Linked DNA regions of Mus musculus: all the other regions are linked to region 3. Evidence: chromatin loops called from intact Hi-C (ENCODE). Cell type or tissue: left cerebral cortex. All regions are shown on one strand.

What was found. Peaks named below come from ENCODE experiments on the same cell type or tissue, not always from the same donor. Only the 100,000 strongest peaks of a DNase experiment are listed, where the experiment ranks them.
Region 1: it touches region 3 in a loop (4-fold over the local background); 4 of 42 quality-filtered maps call a loop at or near these places.
Region 2: a loop joins it to region 3, with 2.8 times the contacts of the local background. A loop is called at or near these places in 2 of 42 quality-filtered maps.

What each region holds. Positions count from the first base shown.
Region 1 is chr3:68,041,768-68,044,267 of GRCm38, reverse strand. All of the region lies in intron 2 of Iqschfp (Iqcj and Schip1 fusion protein), which reads right to left. The region is part of intron 2 of Iqcj (IQ motif containing J); the gene reads right to left. Among named protein-coding and RNA genes, the nearest start is that of Schip1, 22 kb to the left of the region's middle. In left cerebral cortex, no CTCF peak of the experiment used is centred here; DNase peaks (open chromatin) are centred at 145 and 1,102.
Region 2 is chr3:67,644,266-67,646,765 of GRCm38, reverse strand. No RefSeq gene overlaps it. Among named protein-coding and RNA genes, the nearest start is that of Mfsd1, 63 kb to the right of the region's middle. In left cerebral cortex, no CTCF peak of the experiment used is centred here; a DNase peak (open chromatin) is centred at 1,085.
Region 3 is chr3:67,891,000-67,893,499 of GRCm38, reverse strand. It overlaps Iqschfp (Iqcj and Schip1 fusion protein), which reads right to left and starts at 1,280. Exons shown (of 11, transcript NM_001113419.2): 1 at 1,179-1,280. The coding sequence starts at 1,187. It overlaps Iqcj (IQ motif containing J), which reads right to left and starts at 1,280. Exons shown (of 4, transcript NM_177585.3): 1 at 1,179-1,280. The coding sequence starts at 1,187. In left cerebral cortex, no CTCF peak of the experiment used is centred here; DNase peaks (open chromatin) are centred at 515 and 1,296; H3K4me3 peaks cover 1,610 bases; H3K27ac peaks cover 740 bases.

The sequences.
Region 1 (2,500 bases), 150 kb before region 3:
AATTAGAAAGGGAGAAAAAAACTTTTGGAGTTCATTTCCTACATTTAAATCAATAATGAAAAATGGATGTAGCCAGGTTGACTAAGTGTATGGGCTGAACATCAGAGAGGCACTGCCTCCTCAGAGAATGGGGCTGCTTGGGAGTTTGCTGAGAAACTGCAGACTGGGATGCGCCTACGCACATCCTCACCCCAGATCCCCCTCAGAACCACTTGAAGGGAGCTCTTAGATGCTGCTTCCAGGGTTCCAGATTCTATTTGTCTGCAGTGGGGCTTGAGCCAGGACATTTTCCATAAGCTCTCTCTCTCTCTCTCTCTCTCTCTCTCTCTCTCTCTCTCTCTAGGCAAAAGAAGTATGATGTAGCCCTAATGTCATTACTAGAAGAAAATTCTTTCTAGGATGAGCTAAAATCTTTACTGTTTACATATAGCCAGTGAAAGTGCTGGTAAGAAAAGATTTTTTTTTTAAATATAAGGTTTTTTTTTTCAACTAATCAAGGAAACTTGGACATTTTAGGGTTGGCATGTGGCTCAGCTGTTAAAAATGCTGCCTGCTTGACCTGCTACCACGGAGCCTAGAAATCAGATCCCAGCACTCATGGGACAAACCTAGAGTCTGAGCATGTGTGTAACCTCAGATGCAATGTTCTGGAGAAAGCAAGAGCTCTGGGGCCCTTACACTTCCATCCCAGCTAAGAAAACATGGGTCTCAGGTCTCAGGAGAGATGCTATCGCAAAGGAATAGATAGATAGATAGGAACCTCTTGTTCCCATTCAACGGTAACGAAGACAGTACCTATTTCCCCTTTCTCTGCCCCCAAACCGTCCCTCCCAAGCACTTGGAAATTTCCATTCTACTTCTCCACTTTCATATGATCAACTATTTTAAATTACACAGATGATGATCTAAAGAGTTCCTTCAGTATCCGGATTGCTTATTCATGCAATTTCTCCAAACTTATCCATATTATAACTAATGACGGGATTTTATGCTTCTGTAGATGCATAATATTCCATTCTGTCTGTGTGCCACATTTTCTTTATCTATCCACTGCCCCTGGGGCTGTCTCTATGTCATGGTGATTCTGAGTCATGCTGCAGCCTACAGGAGAGTACAACATCTCTTGACAGACTGTTTTCAGTTCCCTTGGATATATCTTGTAATGGGAATTCTAGGTCATAAGGAAATTCTACTTTTTAAAAACTCCATGGTATTTTCATAGTGAATAAGTTTCTGCATTCTTATTTACTTATATTATGAGACCAGGCATAACAATAATGCCCTAACTCAAATGTGTGTGTAACTCAGAATCTTCATCTAATCAACAGTGAGACACTGTCCTTCAGTAGATGACATGGCAAGGCCGTACACCACAGACATGGAAAAACCTGAGATGCCCTGTCCAAACACCCACCCACATGGGAAGGGAAGGGGGCTGACAGTGAAGGTGTCATATGTCCTGGGTTATCTCTTTTTACATCATCAGGGACGTGGGTGGTTAAATGATGGATCCTGATTCACAAAGCAAGGGAAAGAGAGAAAGAGAACTCGCACCTCAGGTGTTCCATTTATAGGGATGTTTTCCACATCCTGGGTGTTTTCACCTCTTCTCTCCTAAGGCACTCCTTGTACCTGTCACCTCATTTCTTAACAAAAATGTCTGCGCCGGGCGTGGTGGCGCACGCCTTTAATCCCAGCACTCGGGAGGCAGAGGCAGGCGTATTTCTGAGTTCGAGGCCAGCCTGGTCTACAAAGTGAGCTCCAGGACAGCCAGGGCTATACAGAGAAACCCTGTCTCGAAAAACCAAAAAAAAAAAAAAAAAAAAAAAAAAAAAAAAAATGTCTGCTCTGGCGTGGTGCAGGCTGGCATTTCAAAATGGTTGTCATCTGTTTCAATAACATGGCTGCTTCTGTAAACCCTGTTCACTAATCCATGTTCTGCTTTCTGGAACAGAGGAGGAACTTATAGCTGCTCCTTAGCGACCATCCATTGTGTTCCTTCTGAGACTCGTTTTTATCCTCCCAAGCTACTCGGGCTTACTTCTTTGTAGTAGTGTATGTGCTTTGAGAGCTCTCATGGTTGTCATTACCTACTTTTGTATTCTCAGGAATACTAACATTCTTTCCTAGTGCCCAGAACCATGCAAGACTCCCCATGCCTGTTGCCAGTTCATGAGGACTCAGCTGGTGGTTGTTGACATGAGGGCTCGGGAGGCCTCCAGACCCAGCTTTCACTGTCAACTTCACACACCAGCTGAGGATAAGTAACTTGGAGAAATTACTGAAACCTCCTTTATCTGCAAAAAGGTCAGAACCCTGCCTAAATCAAAGGTCACATCAGAGTTGAACGAAAAATTATGTGCTAACCCTTAGCAATATAGACTCCACTGTAAGTCCCAGCATAGGATGGCTACATTCTCTTCCTTTGTCTTGACAGCACATGGTTTGTTTTTTTTTAAATCAGCTAAACATATCAAAGCTTTAGAATCCTTATAAAATT
Region 2 (2,500 bases), 250 kb after region 3:
TTTGTATATATTTTTTCCTATTATTTTATGGATAACACAACCAAAAATACATAAAGAAAATCAGTTCCTATCCAGATCTTTCTCAATATGAAGGGTTTACTGGCTCAAATTTACTTTCGATAATTACTAAAAAAAAAAAAAACAAACAAACCAAAACAATTAAAAGAAAATATTCCAACAAGCTAATAAAAGCACAATAACAAGATGATCAATTTAAATCATGTAATAATGTCTTTTTTTCCCAGAAAAACTGGAGGCATTTTATAGACATCAATTTTCCTGAGAGAAAACACAAACCGCCTCCCCCCTGCCAGGGATTCTTGGCTCTTTATGCAATGTTGAGCCATTACTTGATCTGTGGAGAATTTTATATTCACCACAAGGAAAGGCTGAATCAATAATGTTACTTAAAATGAGCGTGCACTTCTCATCTTCGCAGCACACATCCAACACTGACAAATTAAGCCTCTCAGGGTCCCAGTGAGACTGGGACAGAGTCACAGTCTGTCACCTAGGGAAGGAGAGAGAGAGAGAGAGAGAGAGAGAGAGAGAGAGAGAGAGAGAGAGAAGGCCAATCTACTGGCCTCAGGATTTGGGGAGCAAGGGTGAGGGCTGGACTAAGGCTGGGACTGGGCCTCTGGGGTGAGCTGTGCATCTCACCCAGATCACACAAAACCTCCCACACCAGCCTCACTCCAGCTTTGGATAACAGCGGTCTTGAAACTCAGGCGCCCCATTGTCTGAGGCAGCATAGAGAATGTGTTTTCTAGTGGAATATCTATCAATCAACGCATATCGATTTTCTTTAATTCACAGAGCATTCTTTCTTCTGAAGAGCCTGTGTGATTTGAAAAATGTATCACCTATTTGTCAGGCATGTATAATTCATGAGGACCCTTTCATTCAAGGTCTGCAGTCCAAAGCCAGCGATTCATGAGTTATTAACATGTTATTAGATATGCCCTATTAAGATCTGTAGACATCCAGCCTCTTACACAAAAGCAAGAGAAACACTACATAAATTTTCACTTGCATGATTAGGCTTAGAGGATTCTGATTTTAACACCACCCTATGAATCCATCCCACAGAACAGCCTGCCACAATAAAACCATCAAAAAATTACCCTTGACTTTAAACTCGTTAGCTTAAAACGTCTCCTTATATGAACCTCTCTTAGAATGTGTGTTTTCCTTCCTGTGTACAATGCTTGTCACTACTAACTACTCAACCGGAATTCTTGAGAATGTATCATCAACACAGACTCCTGAATTGTTATTAAATAATCTACTTTATAAGTAACCAACTTAAAATAACTAAAAGTATGTCATTCATGAAGCAACATATGCTTCATATTATATGTAACTAATGCAAAGCAATGTTACGTTTTAGTATGTCCAAAGATATGTGGCAGGAATTTCTATTAGTCTAGTAAGGAAATTTTTGATATCTATCATTGTTTTACATGTAGCAAAAATAGAAGGATAGTTGTCGCCATTCCTAAGGAGGGATATGTAAGTCTATAGTGTGGTGAGCTACTTCTGTTTAATCTCCACAGCTGGAACTTCAGCCTAGTGAGAGTAATAAACACGCTTTGTTCATATATCCTTGGAACCTGCCTAAAACTAGGGATCCAGCAGGCATCGAGCCCAGTGAAGATCCTAGCAAAGAAGTCAAGGAAGGCTCCCTTGGAGAACATTCTAGAGCCTGCCTGAAGCTGAGGGGAAATGAGGTTTTAGCTAGCTAGGTCTTGTGCACATAGGTTGCCACAACCACAATGAGTTCCCGTGTGTAGGAACACACAGTTCTGGTGTGTGGAGAGTCAGGTAGGCAGCAGGCAGAGGTCTCTGACCAGTGGGAGGGAACAGGGAGAGAGGCCTGGTGGGAATCCCAGCAGGCTGGGTAAGAAGGAATGCTACAAGGATGCTGGCCACAGTGGGACCAGGGCCCCAGAAGACAGCAAGAGACTGCAGGGAGGGGCCGGTGCAAGAGAGGAGTCTTGTGAATAGTAAAACAAACCATTATAAACCAAAAGGCCCTGAGAGTCTGGCTTTTTCCAAAAGATATCTTGAATCAGAACATAAGGTAGTATTTTCAACCTAAAAAGAAGGCTCACCTTCTCAAAAGTTCATGAAATGAGCTCAGTAGCCTACAGCAATGCTATTCTGTCTGTCTGAAGTCATTGGGGGAAGGGAGAGGGTTAAATATCAGTAAATAGATTAAATAGTCCCTATATGCCAAAAATATGAAGAAGCTATTGTAAAGACCCCTGTGCCCACCACCAAAGTTTAGTCAACATTCATATTCTAAGATATTTTTTCTTTCTTGTGCTTGCTCAAATTTTTTTAGAAATAAAACATTACAGATATACATTGATCCTGCTGTTTTTCTCCTTTCTCAAGAGGCAAACATCTCCAAATGCATGTTTATCTTTCATGGATGTTCATTGTGTGTTTGTGTAAACTTGTGGTCTTACATGCTTTTATAATTAAAAAACATGTT
Region 3 (2,500 bases):
AAAATGACAAAGAGAAGGAAGCAAGCTGTTGTCACCTCAGGGAGCAATGCTCAAGAGAAGTTGTTTCTCTTGGGCACTCAACACATTACAATCATAATTAGCCCACCACTACAATTACATACTCACATGCTTGTTCTTCAAAACAAGCCTTTTAAATAAAGTAGTGCAAGCTCTCCCCAGCCTAAGGATTTGAAATAGCAATTAAGCCTGCACTTTAAATCATTTGTCTTTATAACTAGAGGACCAAGTCCCGAGGATGTAAATCTCCCCGCAATGAGACCAGGGCTGCCGAATGCATTATTAATTGCTAAGTAATTTCTTAATTTTAGAATCTAACTTTCAACACTAGAAAATAAGTATTGTGATTTATGGAGCCCACACACTCATGCAGCTTTCTGGGAGTTCAAGAACCGCAGGCGCATCCTGGGTACAGCATAAACGTTATCCCTACAAGCACCAAAATACATTACTGGATTCAGCTCCGGCAAAGCCACTCTGTCTACTTCTCGCCGGAGCACTAATATCTAGAGTAGCTAAGATGCCTGCTGAACACTGCAGCTCACCGTCCCCCGGGCTTACTCCGGAGCACAGTCACATCTCTTCCTAAGCGATTGCTGACTTTTAAGAAGGCAGGTGACATGGTGTGGAAATCTCTGCAGCAGCCAGGTAACTCTTCTCTGAAAATCTTCAAACCCCCCATCCCCATCCCCCTACACACACACACACACACACACACACACACACACACACCCCTTTCATTTGTTTTAAGAAAAAAAAAAGAAAGGTTTTGAATAGCTATCTAAAATATGCTATCTGCATGGTGTAAGAATGTATTTTTCTTATACTTGCTGCTGATGTGTGAGATGTTTCCAGATCTAATTAGAAAGCCTGGCTACGCATAAAAAGTACTGCTTTCAACAAGACTCTTAGTGAAATCTGCCTGAACAGACATATGTGCACATAAATTACCCGTATTTCTAGACACATGCCTTTATTAACAAGCATGCATGCACACGCACACCAAGAGCTGCAATTAATCCCCTGGTCTGTAAGCCCCCTTTCACCGGCTTTTGCATGCATGTTATTCAAGAGAGAGAGAGATCTTTAGGGATAAAAAAAGGTAAGCAGCCACATCTATTGCACAGAGAAGTGGCGTGCCGGAGAAGCAAATACGTTACCAGTCGCATTTTGAAGTTTCTAGAGCACCTGCAGGTGAGAGGAGACTGAATCAGAGGCTGGCGCACGGTGTTCCTCGGAAGCACAGAGCCCGGTGTCACTGTGGGGGAATGTGAAGCGAGTGTGAGGCTGGAAACCTTTGAGTTGAGCTCGCTCTAAGCATCAGAGAGCCTCAAAGAGGAGAAAGAAAAAGGCAGCCCACAGACAGGGAGACGAGAAACTTCTGGCACCTCTCCAACTCAGGAATGAATTCTGTGTAATTTGGAGATGGATGGTTGATGGAAATGAAGAGAAACTTGGATTTCCCAGCGAATTTGCTCAGCCACGCAGAAATGGGCAGGTAATAGCTGAGCTCATTGGAAAACAGCCATTCAGGATTCAGGAGCGAATAAAAAAAAATTAACAGAAATTCTTGTTGGAAAAATATCAAAAAGGCTACTCCAGCCAGCTTCCCAAGATGCCTTTACAAACTTCAAATGGATTGTTCCCTGAGCTATTTGTTGTGTGTTTCATTAATCCCAGTGCAGAGGTAAACTGGAAAAATCTAATTCCTTTTTATGTAGAAAACTGGATTTATTGCTTCTTTTTATAGTGCACTTTACACATATAAATACATAGGTTTACTTACAGAGCTCCCATTTCTTCTGAATAGCCACTGGTGTTTAGTTCAGATAAAAATCCTGAAAAATAACCTCTTAATTCTCAGAAGCTGAGCAGAGTGCTGTTACGTGAACATAGAGTTTGAAGCACAGAGAGTATAAAGAAGGAGCCCTGACCCATTAAGTGGTAGGTACATCACAGATGCAGCTATGCAATGCCCTGAGCAGGCAGGTGGTTCACACCCATGAATATATCCATAATTAAGGATGGTAAGAAAAGATCTTGAGCAAATTAAGTTCTTAAGGACAATAACCACGATTTTGTTAGGCTACCAAGGAGGCTAATAATTTCTGAGGAGCACACATGGACTTCACCTTGTCTGAAGAACCTAACATCAGACAGAGAGCAGGGTCAGCAGGCATTGTGCTCTGGCAATCTATATTCAAATGTAATGAGCAGAGGATGATATTACCATGAGGAATGTTGTCATATTACATTGTGCCTGTGTGGCTTAACTACCTATCTAACCTTGCAAATGGCCATTTGGCTGGATGTGATAGTGAATATGCTATTGATGGGAGGAAGGAGGAGGAGGTGGGAAACTGTTCTTATTTGTTTTACACGAGCATCTCTGAGAAGCTCAGGGATAAAACGCCCAGGGTGAATGTGAGTGTAATTCTTTCCAAGGCCACACTTACCGGTAATAAATCTGTGGTGGAATTAA